Regions from separate parts of the Homo sapiens genome. Here all the other regions are linked to region 1. A link is a contact called in ENCODE Hi-C data. All regions are on one chromosome and are shown on one strand. Each heading gives the region's core, a stretch centred on a gene start or an enhancer-like site at or near the end of the contact. The rest is flanking DNA. Distances are from core to core; before and after follow the strand shown.

Region 1 (2,922 bases), core at 294-2,793:
ACTTGCTTTTGCTTGCTCAGGTCCACGTTCCTTGATCCATGTGTCCCATTCCACTCTCCATGCTCTGTCTTCTGATCCTCACTGTGTGGCCAGGACATAGAAGGTCTTCACTGCTATCACGTGACACTATAGTTCCTGAGGGCAGGAACTATATTTTCCATTTCTAAGAGTGCCTTGACAGATTCCTCATTGAGCTGAGAAAATAGCAACCTACATCTGGCATGTGTCTACAACTGCATCTCAAACCTTGTTATTTGTAAAGCTTCTCATACCATCCCCCTTCATCTGTGAAAGCCCTCAAGGGCTTTCAGCACTGATATAGTCTCCCCTCCTAGGGCGCATTTCACACCAATTAAGGATCCACAAGCCCATCCCTTTACCTGAATGAGATATTCCAACTTAGCTGCCCCTTCCCAGTTTGACCTTTTCTGTTAATATTTTAATGCAGAGAGATGTGTCCCATCAGATTTCTTAGGCTGTAGATACTGATTCCCTTCAAGGGCTGTTTAGATGCTACTGCTGATGAAGTGGCAGGACAGGATGCTCTCAGCCAAAGACAGGGACACTCTCTCACCAAAGCAGCAGGGAGTAACACACACCCCTACAGCCTTCACAGCCCCTAGAATCCACCGGGGCAATGCCAAAGAACTGACACTAAGGTATGCTGGAGTTGGCTAAGGCCTCTAACTTAGTTTCATGAAAAAAGTGTGGGCATTTGTAAGGGCCTGTTTAATCCATTCCAGCTCCACCCCCCTGCACCACCCCCCACTTTGTACTGTGAGTTTCTGAGCAGAAATAACCAACTACAGATGGTTTCACTACTTCAAAGATGTTGAGAAACCACTGACCCAGAGATAGGAGGGAACTGGAACTCCAAACCTCAGGGCAACTACTCACCACCAGCACTTGTGGTGACCAAATCAACACACTTCCAGAACCTAGAGCTGTTCTCTGTGTATGTGTGTGTGTGTGTGTGTGTGTGTGTGTGTGCACGCTTTTTTTTTGACCAACCACTATCACTTTCCACCCAGAACAGATGCCTGTAACACTGAACACAGCTTTACATAAGCATCTATGGCTGTGATTCTCAATCCCGGCCACATACCGGAATCACCTAGGAAAGTTAAAAAACATGGATTTCCCCAGGCCGGCCTGTAGAAATTTGAAATTCACTGGTCTCCAGGGGTGGTCTGAGCATCAAAATTTTTAAAAGCAGCCATGGTTGAGAACCTTCCATGGTAACACCAACAACCAATTGCAAATCATGAGGAATCAAGAATCCTAGCCCTCACAGCCCACCCTGAACCCCAAACCTCTTTCCATCCTGTCCTCAACTGCAGGCCCCCATTTCTAGTCCAGAGTTGACTATACAGTGATTCTGAAACTATTCAAATGAGTAATAGAGTCATTTCTTTGAATGCAAGTGCAGGAATCAGAGTTTTTAAGGTGGAAGAAACTTTAAAATCCTGCTAAGCCAACACCTTCAGTTTATAGAAGAGGAAGCCAGGGGCCAGGGCAGAAAAGTGACTCACCCAAGGTCCTGAAGCTGGTTCACAATGAGGCAGACCTAGAACCCAGGCCTGCTGCCTCTAATTCTCTCTCCTCCACACCAGAGGAGCCCCTATGGTGACAGCCGCTGGACAAAAACGGTGACAAAGGATGGGTCAGTTGTTTACTGAGCCGTATGCTTTCAGAGGCCATCCTCTAAATGCTTCACCTCTGAAATGCTCAGTCTCCTCACTGGCCTTAAAACAACTGAGGGCAAATATAGCCAAGATAGTGCTTCTCTTTAAAGATTCCCGAGCATCCTAGTCGATCATAATCCTCAAAGAATATACTTTCCGGCTGTCTGAGGTTCATGAAAAAAGCCATTAGCACAGAGTCTAACCCAGGTTTGAAAGGGCACTCTGTTGAGCAGCAGGTCTGAGGGACTGAAGCCAGCAGTAGATTCTAGTTTCTTACGGATAAGAGAGAGCTGATTGTTGGTTTCCACATCTCTAACCAACCTGTGAACACGTTTCCCTTCCTTCCTGTATTTTTATGGCACTACGGTTGGAATGCAGCCGGTGCCTAGAAGCACAGAAAACCTGTGCTTCAGGCTAAATTTGAATTCCTCTTTGCCTGCAGACTGATTTCCCCTACCCTGGGAGTCGGTTCTCAGGGGAGGTCTCATTTCACCCTGGGACGCTCCATGAGGGCAGAGCTATGTGTGACCATCCTCATCAGCAACGCATTGCAGCTCCTGGACCACTGTGTCTGATGGCACCACCACCAACAAAAGAAGCTCAGTAAATATGTGATGAATTAAACAACAATGATAATACAATTAAATAGGTCATTAAGGAATGGTTCCCCTCTGAAGGCAGAGCATCAGATGAAAACTTAGATTTGTCCCCCAGGAAAATATATGCATTGAGAAAACAGCCAAAGGCAAGAAGCCAAGGAGAGTTCAGAGGGCTATCATGAAAATCTGAGACTGGCCAGGCACGGTGGCTCATGCCTGTAATCCCAGCACTTTGGGAGGCCGAGGCAGGCAGATCACGAGGTCAGGAGATGGAGACCATCCTGGCTAACACAAAGAAACCCCGTCTCTACTAAAAATACAAAAAAAAAAAATTAGCCAGGTGTGGTGGCAGACGCCTGTAGTGCCAGCTACTCGGGAGGCTGAGGCAGGAGAATAGCATGAACCCCGGAGGCAGAGCTTGCAGTGAGCCGAGATCGCATCACTGCACTCCAGCCTGGGCGACAGAGCGAGACTCCATCTCAAAAAAAAAAAAAAAAAAAAAAAGAAAAAAAAAGAAAATCTGAGAACGGATACACAGATTCTTTCAGATTCTCCCTTCAAGCTTGTCATTTTGTAGAAGAGAAGACCAACACCCAGGAAGTCAAGTTGACTTCCCCAAAGTCATAAAGCCCATCTCC
Region 2 (2,922 bases), core at 202-2,701, 1.3 Mb after region 1:
GCTGCTCTTGTTGCTTTCTACTCTTGCTTCAATTTCACTTTCATCTCTGCTTTGAAATGGGATCTGATCCACCCAAGTATTTTCTTTTCTTCTCCCACTAATGGATAAATAGCTTATGCAATTTTCCTTATTTATATCCAGCATTCCCCATTAATGCTCCACAATCATTGGTCTACAAGGTATAAATGGCCTCAAGCTATAATTTGATGCAGCCCTCTATCATCAGCAAGAAAAGCATTACTGGGGCCAGGTGCAGTGGCTCATGCCTGTAATCCCAGCACTTTGGGAGGCTGAGGCAGGTGGATCACGAGGAGGTCAGGAGATAGAGGCCATTCTGGCCAACGTGGTGAAACCCCGTCTCTACTAAAATAAGAAGAAAAAATTAGCCGGGCATGTGGCGCATGCCTGTAGTCCCAGCTACCCAGGAGGCTGAGGCAGGGGAATCACTTGAACCCGGGAGGCAGAGGTTGCAGTGAGCCGAGATCCCACCACCGCACTCCAGCTGGGGGACAGAGCAAAACTCTGCCTCAAAAAAAAAAAAAAAAAAGAAAGAAAAGAAAACAAAAGCATTATTATTGGACGGGGTGCAGTGACTCATGCCTGTAATCCCAGCACTTTGGGAGGCCAAGGCAAGCAGATCACTTGAGACTAGAAGTTTGAGACCAGCCTGCCAACATGGTGAAACCCTGTCTCTACTAAAAATACAAAAAACAGCTGGGTGTTGTGGCAGGCACCTGTAATCCCAGCTACTGGGGAGGCTGAGGCAGGAGAATCACTTGAACCCAGGAGGTGGAGGTTGCAGTGAGCCAAGATCGCGCCACTGCACCCCAGCCTGGGCGACAGAATGAGAGCCTATCAAAAAGAAAGAAAAGAAAAGAAAGGAAAGGAAAGAAAAGGAAAGGAAAAGAAAGGAAGAGAAAGAAAGAGAAAATAAAAGAAAGATTAAAGAAAAGAAAGAGAAAGAAAGAAAAGAGAGAAAGGAAAGCATTAAAAGCATTATTATGCTCTATATTCAGATTCAACAGATATTTACTGAGCACATATAATCTTTAATGTATTTTGCTAGGTGTTATGGAGAACTACAAAAATATAGCAAGCATGGGTTCTACCCTTATGAACATTCAGTCTAGCAAAGAAGCAGTATAGTATGGATATCTACATAAAAGATCATAATATAAGCTATAAAGTATTAAAAATGACACCATTTGAGTTAAAAGAAAAAAGATGCTATTCAAAAAGCTCAGAGGAAAAGTTAGCTTCTAGTCAGGGTGGTGTCAAGGAAGCTTGGTGGGAGAGTATTTATACTAGAAGGATTAAAAGAAGTAGGATATCATGACTAGATAGGTTTAGTCATACAGCGGATGGGGCAAGGGCATTTTAGATAACCATAAGGACAAGGACCCTGAACTGGGAAATTATGCTGCATGTACAGGGAGTGACTGTGCAGTCTGACCAAAGAACAGGGCAAGTAATGAAGAAACTGGGGCCCCGGGTGGTTATGGATTACCCAGAGCCATAGCACCAGACAGCCCTAGAATGGGCATTGAATCCCAGGCGTTTTCCTTCTTTAATGCTCCCACAATATGACCAAGTCAACATTTTAGTCACTGCTCTGCTTTATTTACAACAACCCATTATATATTGTCCATTAAGTAATTGACTCAACAAACACTTATCGAATATCTAGTACACTCTAGGCATAATTGGATGCTATGGTCTCCAAGGCTGATTTGATATGTGTTATAAAATACTTTTTCCCAAGTGGGGAATAGGGCTAATATTGGGCTAAGACAGATTGTCTTTGTCTTTGTTAAAATTTTATAGAGTTATACTTCAGAGCAAATACTATAAACAACAAAGACAATTAAATAAACCACAAAAACAGATCTCTGTATCATGTTTTTCTACACGACATCAATACACTGAGTCTTAGCAATGACTGCCCATGTGTTTTTTCCATAACTATGCTTACTTATGTTTTAGCAAGGGGTAATACAGAAGGATATGAAACCCTCCATCCTTGAGCGAAAGTTTAAAAACATTTCTAGTATTATAGTAGAACAAGACTCACTTCCGTTTAGCTTATCAACCACCAAGAGACATTTCCCCTTTGTACTTGTTATGTTTTAGTGTAACTATGGAGACACAGCACTTTCCATGCAAGTGACACACATGATTTTGGTTTAACATACTCATTTTCTGAGAAACATTTTAAAATGTGGTCACTATTTTAAAAATTGTGGTCACTATGAGATCTTTGAGCTACTTTGGTATTTCAATGTAAATCCATACATTTGTTAGCAATATTCATTGAGGGAAGAGTTAAGTACCACGGATTATGGATTCTTTCTGATTCCATCAAACTATTCCTAATTAAAGCTTTGGTGCCAGAAAAAAAAAGGTAATTATGAATTGAACAAATTGGGCTATCAGATATTTTTATAAATCGTAGGGTATATCAAGTTGAGTTTTGAGAGCTCTGTTTCCAGGTATATGGCAGGCTAGGAATTCACACTGCACCTCCCACTGGAAACAATTAAAAAGGCTGAATTAAAAAAAATCTTAAACCTCTTAGAAGCATTGAGCATGGGCAAGAAAGAAAGAAATTATTAGGTCAAAGAGAAGTGAAGAAGGAATCCAGACAGGTAAGTGGACAACACTGTCCAGGTGTACAACACCAGGAGGCACCATTTGGATTCTATTCACCTAAATGATGCTCTTGGGGTTGTTTGATGCTATGGCCCTGAGATCACTTTGCCCTAAGGGCATTTGCTCAACCTGGTGAACTGCAGCTTGGGCTTCACAATGGTTCCAGAGACAAGGTAAAGCCGAGGGCTTGGAGAATCCCATTGGAGACCATTCTCCCAATAAAGCTTGGACCCTTTAGGTGGAGATGAAAACCAGCATATCCATTCATCCTCA
Region 3 (2,922 bases), core at 1-2,500, 1.2 Mb after region 1:
GCAGCTCCAGACCTGACTGGATTCAGGGGATTGACAAGCCCAAAGTCCTGGAAGGTCAGGGCTGCAAGGTACTCCAGCAATCACCAAGACCAGACCTTCCTTGGACAGTGGGGCCCAGAGTGGGGAGGAGCAGCCTGTGTCCACACAGGAAGTAGACCCTAGCCTGACCTGTGGTTCCAAGGCCCCTCTGTCTTGGAAAGGCAACGATCACCTTGCCCCTACCACTTCAGCATGAAGATCCTGAGCAGGGAGACAACTCTGGTGCAGGGTCTCACTAGTCTTCATCCCATGCTCAGCAAAAAAAGAGACAGAAGACAGGTCTGGTTCCTGCTGTCCCCCTTGTCCCCACCCAGCAGCAACTCTCGTGACTGGAAATCCTGTTTCTCTAGGCTGCCCAGCAGCATTTTTTGGGAAGGACTGTGGGCGCGTATGCCAGTGTCAGAATGGCGCCAGCTGTGACCACATCAGTGGCAAGTGCACCTGCCGCACAGGCTTCACCGGGCAACACTGTGAGCAGAGTAAGCTGCCCTGACCCCTGATCCTGGGTGATGCTGCTGGGCCCTACCCTCCTGCAGAGGATGGCTCCCACTTCAAGGTCCACTCACTCAGGGCTCTGTACCCCTTGGTCCCTTGACTTTGGGGACAACTTCCAAGGAAAAATGCTGAGGAAGGTCATGCCTACATTATTGTTTGAAGAATTTCTCCCTTCAGTTGGTGGGGGCATTTAGGGCAGAGGTCATAGCAAGTAATGAGAGAATAGTGGGAGGCAGGATTTTTTTTTTATTATTCTTTAAAGTCCCTATGGCATTCAGATTAGGGCATGGCAGGTGGAAGATACTGCTTAAATGTGTTGCATGAGGAGGAAGTAGGGGTGAGTGGGCCCTGCTCACTCCTCCTCTGTCCCTGTGTCCCCCACTCAGTGCTATAAATGCTCCTCAACAGGAGCTAAGGGAATAGGCTTCACTCAGTGGGAGGCAAAACAGGCTTATTGCCATAGCTGTCTAAACATGGAAGGGGAGGGGTGGAGAGTGAGTGGGTCCTCTACCCTAACTCTTTGTGCCACACAGGATGTGCCCCAGGAACCTTTGGCTATGGGTGTCAGCAGCTATGTGAGTGCATGAACAACTCCACCTGTGACCATGTCACCGGCACCTGTTACTGCAGCCCTGGCTTCAAAGGAATCAGGTGTGACCAAGGTAATACACACGTGGCAGAGCCCCGGGGTCTGTGGAAAGGGCCCCATGGCAGCTCTAGGGAGATTCCAACTCGAACAGCTGGATTTGATGATACTTCCCTTTATTCACATTTGTGAGGACAGCAGGAATAGGGTGGGCTGCAGAGGCTCCAAGTGCTGAAGAGGCATAAGGAGCAGGCAGTCTCTCAGTCACAGCCTCCCTAGGCTCACCCTTGGCAAGTTTCCCATGAGCCAAGCAAGGGTAGCCACAAGCTAGTACTATGGAAAGGCCACCAGACCAAGTTAGAATATCTGCCAAGTTCTGGTTCTGCCTTACCCGCCAGGTGTCCTTGGGTAGGTTATTTGATTTTGCTAGGCCTGTTACTCCACATGCAAAGCGGGAAGAGTAGATTAATCATCTTCCCCCATGACACAAGGTTACTCTGAAGGCCGAGGAGCCCAAAGGGGCTCAACCTTGGTTCTAGCACTACAGTCGGATGACACCTCATAGGGCCTAAAGGGGATGGAGTCCCAGGGTCCAGTTGTGAGAATCACGTTGAGACAGTATGAGTAAGAGATTCAGCGGGGTGCCTGGCCCATAAGTGAACACTCCAATAAATGCTGGCTTTGTTATATAAAAGCCTTTATAATGTGCTGCAAACATGTTGGTTCTAGATGGGGGATGAAAATGGGCTCTCAATTATTCACATTACAGAAAAGGAGCCAAAAGACAGATTTCCGTTGCATTCTGAGGATAAATCACTGAGAACGATATTGCAGCACATTTACCTCCCTAGTGATGTTGGCCAGCTCAGTTCAGCCAGCAGCCAACAGTCAAGGAGAAGTCTAGACACTGTGGGCCTGGCAGGACAGCCTCCTAGACTAAGCATCAGCATGGAGGGTGGGGGCAGCCCTCACATATATAACCAAGAGGGGTCCTGCGGGCAGTCATCCTGGAAATAACAGCACAGTACTTAAGAGCCTTCCTTGCCAGTCTATCACTTGGTGCTCACGACTGGGGAGGGTGGGGTTATTGTCCCCATGTTACAAATGAGCAAACCAGGGACTCTGAGCCACACAATTAGGAAGCAGGGAGAGGAGCTGTGTTCAATTTTTCCTGACTCCGCCAATTATAGGTTATGTAATCTTGGGCACATTACCTAACCTTTTGATAAATTGGTTTTTTCATCTGTGAAAGGAAAATACTAATCCCTTCACAGGGCTGAAGAGTAAATGAATTAATATCTGTTAACTCATTTTTGGAACAGAGTAAAATAATATTTATTGTTTCACATCGACAGTCACAATTGCTCCTTGTCATGACCCTGAGACTCCATCCCCTTTAGGGATGAAGGCACAGTGAGGGCTGGGGGTAGTCACATAGGGACTCAGGAATCGGGCCAAAGCCAGAACCAGATCTCCTAACATTAGAGGGGTTACACGCATCTGAACCCAGGCCCAGGAGACCTGAAGCGCAAGAAGGCCAGCCCCAGGCTCAGGCCCTCCCTCTGCCCGCAGCTGCCCTCATGATGGAGGAGCTGAATCCCTACACCAAGATCAGCCCAGCACTGGGTGCAGAGCGGCACTCGGTGGGTGCTGTCACAGGCATCATGCTCCTGTTATTCCTCATTGTGGTGCTGCTGGGCCTATTTGCCTGGCATCGGCGGCGGCAGAAAGAGAAGGGCCGAGACCTGGCTCCCCGTGTCTCCTACACACCTGCCATGAGGATGACCAGCACCGACTACTCC

What was found. A loop is a pair of places that touch in the nucleus more often than their neighbours do. Pooled maps may share reads with other maps.
Region 2: a loop to region 1 is called in a map with no recorded cell type, with 5 times the contacts of the local background. The contact joins two enhancer-like sites. A Hi-C loop is called at or near these places in 2 of 37 single-sample maps with no recorded cell type and 2 of 50 pooled maps.
Region 3: a loop to region 1 is called in a pooled map, with 2.8 times the contacts of the local background. The contact joins two enhancer-like sites. A Hi-C loop is called at or near these places in 3 of 37 single-sample maps with no recorded cell type and 3 of 50 pooled maps.

What each region holds. Positions count from the first base shown.
Region 1 is chr15:67,083,937-67,086,858 of GRCh38, reverse strand. All of the region lies in intron 1 of SMAD3 (SMAD family member 3), which reads right to left. Among named protein-coding and RNA genes, the nearest start is that of SMAD3, 20 kb to the right of the region's middle. Within about 2 kb of position 1,543, at least 10 of the 41 ENCODE cell types and tissues checked have a DNase peak (open chromatin) inside an H3K27ac peak, as active enhancers do.
Region 2 is chr15:65,818,305-65,821,226 of GRCh38, reverse strand. All of the region lies in intron 1 of LOC105370866 (a long non-coding RNA gene), which reads right to left. Among named protein-coding and RNA genes, the nearest start is that of DENND4A, 27 kb to the right of the region's middle. Within about 2 kb of position 1,451, at least 6 of the 41 ENCODE cell types and tissues checked have a DNase peak (open chromatin) inside an H3K27ac peak, as active enhancers do.
Region 3 is chr15:65,913,744-65,916,665 of GRCh38, reverse strand. MEGF11 (multiple EGF like domains 11) reads left to right here. Exons shown (of 26, transcript NM_001385028.1): 18 at 390-518; 19 at 1,068-1,196; 20 at 2,693-2,922. Among named protein-coding and RNA genes, the nearest start is that of RAB11A, 46 kb to the right of the region's middle. Within about 2 kb of position 1,250, at least 5 of the 41 ENCODE cell types and tissues checked have a DNase peak (open chromatin) inside an H3K27ac peak, as active enhancers do.